Regions from separate parts of the Homo sapiens genome. Here region 2 is linked to region 1. The links are chromatin contacts, found by Hi-C or POLR2A ChIA-PET in ENCODE. All regions are on one chromosome and are shown on one strand. Each heading gives the region's core, a stretch centred on a gene start or an enhancer-like site at or near the end of the contact. The rest is flanking DNA. Distances are from core to core; before and after follow the strand shown.

Region 1 (2,700 bases), core at 34-2,533:
CTCACCTGATGTTATCCAGGAAGGCCCCCCGGGCTCCTTTGCTGTATGCTTTTCTAGTTAAGGACCCACTCCTGTGGAATCCAAGGGCCATTCTTCCTATTTTTACTGTAACCAAACAGCATACTGAACTCTCATAGATATTTACTCACTCATTTTCTGAAGTACTAATTCCCTTTGTTGAAAATATTAAAGAATGTCTTGTCCTTTTAATTCCTCACTGCACTAACCCCTCCAAGAATATGGCTTATAAATACAACACTTCTTGGGGGATGCCAATATATAGTCCTTTCTGGGGCCGAGACCAACTACCTTGTAATTATCAATGACGGTTGTTCCACTGGGCAGAGAACATTATCTCCTCTTTGCATATAGCAGATAATTGTTATCAATGCTCAGGGCAATTATGTGCATGTGGAAAACCCACGTAAAGGTGTGTTTAGTGATAAGTGCGTGGTCTGTTTTTTTGGCAGGGGTTCTGAAACCCGTGATGTTAAGTGGGCATCACACGATACAACGAACAGGTGTGCATGCTGGAGTAGCTCAGCATTCTCAACTAGGGTTGTCCTCAGCAACCCACGAGAGTAGCATCACTTCTAACAGTCCTGAAGTTGCATTAGCCGGGCAACTATTAGCCGTTATTGCCACTGCTCACTAATCCCTCTAATGGAGTTCATCAGAAATAGAGCCCATGAAAATATTAGATAGTTCATAAATAATTTGGAACTGGCACTTAAATGTGTTATGCATTTTTTTTCCCCGGCCAACAGACCTTTCTACTTGCTTGCTTTAGGATTACGTAAAAAGGAGCCCGAATTCTACAAGTTAGGTTCCAATTGCAGTGTTGCTCATCCCCAACTCTTTTCCCACCTCCCGCTCCCTGTACCAACCCCACTGTCCAAGTTATCAGGGAATGTGATGAAGAAATGGCCACAAGAAGCTTCTGTAGGTCATTTTCCTACAGCCCAACATTCAGGTAGACCCAGGCTCAGCAACCAGGTTACAAAGAAGCCTTTGAAGGATGATCTTTCTGTGATTTATTATTTTCTAAGAAGCAAGTTGGTGTGGATCGATGTGGTCAGACTGCATCTAGCAGAAAAATTCCAGGAGGAAATTGGGTTCTCCCAGTCAAACAGAAACTTTTCATGTTGCCTCATTTCCGCCATCCCAAACCTCTGGATTGGTAAAACCCAGGAACTCAAACACATCTTACCTCCCAGTCAGTGCTGTAACGTCACAAATCACTAATCTCCAACCCTGTTTGCCAAAGTCAAACAACGCCTGGCCCCGACAAAGCCCTTCACAAACAAAGCCACACCTGGCCTGCAAGTTAGGATAAGTAGATTACTCTCTAGACACAGCTGAAAGTTTAAGCTGCCAAAACACTCTTTCCTCTTCCTGGAGGGTTTTTCTTTGCTCTAAGCCCCTCTTCCACCCAGGGAAGCCACCCTGCCTCCAGGGGCCATGGAATTCTCTGGAGAATTTAATTCTGTCAGGAAACAAGTCAACCTCTCCCCCATCACAAATGTGGAGGACAGGCTTGGCTGGAGTGGATTAGGTTAGGAGGGAAAGTGGTGAGGAAGTCCTGGCTTGAGGTCTTGGTGGATTAGGTCTATGATACCACTTTCTCCCACTGTGAATAAAGTTGGTATCCTAACCCCATTTCCAAAGAACTCAGGCATCTTCGAGTACCTTAACTCCAATCACTCTCTCTTGAATTATATGCTATTGTTGCCTGATATTTTAGTTCTGACTCCTTTTACCATCACAGTGTAAATATTTTTTGTTTTACAGAGACGTTTTAAAAATACTCATTTAAGATTACCTACCTATATACCAACTTTTCTAATCCTTGACATTCCTTATCTCCTCCTTCCTAAAGTAAGGTCTTTAGATATTCTTTTGAAGTTTTGTTGATAGTAAACTCCTCTGTTTTTGTGTATAAGAAAATATATTTCTTTCTCATTCTTAAAAAATTTCCTCATTGGGTGTTCTAGTTAAGACTTATTTTCTCCTACCACTTTGAAGATAACTACTGTCAGTTTATAAGTAAATAAGTACAACTGACCCTTGAACTTGAGAAGAGATGCTTAAACTCTTCATAATTAAACAAATGCAAGTGAAAATGAAAAGAAGATAACTACTATCTTCTGACTTCAGTGTGGCTGCTGAGAAATTAGCTGTCAGTCTAATTGCTGACCTCTTTTCTGGCTGCCTTCATAATATTGTGGTTGCTTTTGGTATTCTGTAGTATCATTTCAGTGTCTCTAGATGTGGAATATAGTTGACTCTCGGACAATGGTGGGCTTAGGGGTGCTGACCCCTCTGCATGGTTGAAAATCCATGTATGATTTCTAACTCCCCCAAAACTTAACTACTTAATAGCCTACTGTTGGCCAGAAGCCTTACCAATAAACAGTCAATGCATACTTATTTTGTATGTTATATGTATTATATGTTGTATTCTTACAATAAGGTGAGCCAGAGAAAAGAAAATGCTATTACAAAAATCATAAGGAAGAGAAAATATATTTACCATTGATAAAGTGAAAAGTACGGATAAAGGTCCTCATCCTTGTCATCTTTACATTGAGTCAGCTGAGGAGGAAAAGAAAGAGGAGGGGTGGGTCTTGCATCTCAAGGGTGGGAGAGGCAGAAGAAAATCCATGTATAAGTGTATCCACACAGTTCAAACCTGTGTCG
Region 2 (2,709 bases), core at 57-2,556, 45 kb after region 1:
TTCTCACCATGGTCATTTCCATATTTAAGCTGTGAATATTGAGTTCTGTCTGCTATCAGCTGTGGCTCCCCATGCCTGTTCTCTGAATGTAGGTCTTGCTAGAACAAAAAGGGTAAAGGTTGTTATTCCTGGATGGCAGATCTATGTAACCACCAGTGTGGTGCCACCAGATAGACAATGAATGAATGTGTTTGGACAATAATATAACCTGCAGCACACACTCTGATCATAGGGGCCTAGCTTCTCTTTTGCATTAAGCCTCAGGTATTCTTTGATCAAGTGTGTGGTCAAGTCTTTGTAAGTTTACTTTGGGGCCTTAGCAGTATACCCAAACAGATTGTTGCCAAAATCACACATGGTATGAGCCTATTTAGGTATTATCTAACAGAACTCTAATGGGCAACAATTATGTAGACAGTTACTTGTCATCTATTAAATCAGTGTATTTTCTATAGGTTTTTAAATAGTGCTTCATTTGTAATTAAACTGTATTTTAACATATCCCCTCAAAAAGGGTAAATTTGAGTAATGCACTATGGAAATGGTAAGGAGATTCAGATTAATTAGGAAATGATTAATTCAGATTAATTAGGAAATACCCTAATTCATGCATGGACCCGCTCTTGGGGGTCTAGGTGAGAGACCTAGCTGTCTCTCACCTGTCCATCTTCAACACACACATCACACTCATGTCCTTCTCTTGGACATGTCTCTTCCCCAAAACAGGCAATGTTAGCAAAAGCCAAAGGCAAACTCATGTTAATTAACTAAACCTACTAAAAAGCAAAGCTGGCAGGCATTTGTAGTCCTGATTGACTAAACAGGAGGAAGTGTTACTCTGGTAGTCTGATTGGAGCATGACTTTGAAGGGGATAAGGTTCTCAATTGTCAAGTCTTTAAACTGGACTGCCATTTTAGAGGCTTTTACTGTTCCTTGTCAACATATGTGTTTGGCTTGTTTCAAAAAGACACTGCATTAGTTGTATACAAGGGATTCCTAAAATAACCAAGGGAGTGACCTAAGAGAGACAACCAGCTAGTGTTCCCATAGGATTTTTCTCCTGAAACTGAAGTTACAAATCTCTTCTCTTCCATTTTTCACCTATCAGTCGATCCCTGTTATCACCAGAGGCCAGATGGATAGTTCTGGGGATTGTCTTCCTTGAGTTGTGAGCTGAAATGCAGACTTTAAATACAGGGTTTTAAGATGTTAGGGAGGAAAGCGACATTGATTTATTTGTTCTGTTCCCTGCCAGCCTGAGAAACCTGTCCCGCCAGGTAATGAACAACTGTTCTTATCCTAACTAGCAACTTCAAGAGAACGATTACTCATCCCATCATTACCACTCCCCCTGAGTCATCCAGGCTGGTACATTTTGGTTTCCACTGAATAAAAATCTCCAGGCAATGGGAGTCTAGGGCCAAGGTTTCTGTTTAGTAATATGAATTATATAAATGTGCCTTGGACATGGAAGCTGTGGATCCTTCTGGAAAGATATTTCATAGGCCCAGGTCTTCAGCCATGTCTCTATTTGAAAAATTGTATTGGTCAGTATTGCCAAAAGTGGCCATCTTAATGGTCAGTACAGAATGATACAGCTAATCTGGTTGATCACAAGGGCAAAGATACAGCTATGAAAATGGATAGTTATTTGCCTGTACCTCTTGCTTGTAATTTCATAGTCATGTTGCATGTTAACCACTCAGTATTCATGGGGGATTTTAGTAAACCTTTTTTCAGGCCTTGTTCTTGTGACAGTGCTGAGAGGGCTTTCACACTTGACATATGCCATCATAGATGAGGACTATTGAAAGGCAGCTGGAGTCATTTCCATTTTACAAATACCATCTGTCTTCTATCACGTCACTGTTCTCTGTGCTATATTCTGTTCTCTGTGCTATGTCCTGTTGTGCCTGATTTGGGAGACAAATGTGAGACTGGATTGTCCTGGATTAAATTTGGATGTATGGGTAGTTATAGAAATCAATATTGATAGGCATGTGTGTTCAGTTCATTTCAAGGTTTAGTTTATTTCAAAAGTCTTAATATTTATATTTATTACAGATCTAGAGACACATAGCTTTGAGTAGGAGCTGTATTTTGAAACATTATGGTTTATGGGAAAACCTGGCATGTAGAAAATCAAAAGAAAGTACTCAAGGCAGAATGCTGAATGTAAGTTTGTGGGTTAATAGAAAATCCTACCTTTTTTCTACAAATTCCCAACTAATCCTTCCTAGGTTTAAATAAAACCAACAGTCACTATTCTAACAGCTATTCTGTCACCTTTCTTTGTCTTCAGGCACTTGAAATACATCATTAAACAACACAGAATTAATCCCAGGCCCTTTAGACTTTATACAGAGCTTCTTGGGGCAGGAACTTTATCTTCTTCATCTTGAATCCTGAGAACTAAGAAAAATAAATGTTTTATAAGCAGGCATGTATGAAATAATTAGTAGCTGTGAAAATAAAACAAGTGGTGATCCTGAAGCCCTGGCAGTTTGACAGCATGTCCTGTCGGGTCAGTGTGAGATAGGACCTGGTTGCAGGTGGGAGCAGCCACTCTGGGACTCTCAGATAAGGCCTGAATGGAAAGGCAATAATGTGTGCCCGGGAGCAGATTGACTTTACCATTGCCTGCGATTCCTGTGTGAAATAGGAAGGCTCAACCCAGGCAAATGCTAAGGAAGCAACACCAAGTCTTT

What was found. A loop is a pair of places that touch in the nucleus more often than their neighbours do. ChIA-PET counts read pairs that join two places held with the same protein, here RNA polymerase II (POLR2A).
Region 2: a map of Caco-2 shows a loop between it and region 1 (4-fold over the local background). The contact joins two enhancer-like sites. A Hi-C loop is called at or near these places in 1 of 168 maps with a recorded cell type or tissue (Caco-2). POLR2A ChIA-PET finds 5 or more read pairs at or near these places in 2 of 52 experiments (BJ and Panc1).

The regions. Positions count from the first base shown.
Region 1 is chr2:149,123,973-149,126,672 of GRCh38, forward strand. All of the region lies in intron 1 of LYPD6B (LY6/PLAUR domain containing 6B), which reads left to right. Among named protein-coding and RNA genes, the nearest start is that of LYPD6B, 87 kb to the left of the region's middle. Within about 2 kb of position 1,284, at least 2 of the 41 ENCODE cell types and tissues checked have a DNase peak (open chromatin) inside an H3K27ac peak, as active enhancers do.
Region 2 is chr2:149,168,550-149,171,258 of GRCh38, forward strand. The region is part of intron 3 of LYPD6B (LY6/PLAUR domain containing 6B); the gene reads left to right. Among named protein-coding and RNA genes, the nearest start is that of LYPD6B, 130 kb to the left of the region's middle. Within about 2 kb of position 1,307, at least 4 of the 41 ENCODE cell types and tissues checked have a DNase peak (open chromatin) inside an H3K27ac peak, as active enhancers do.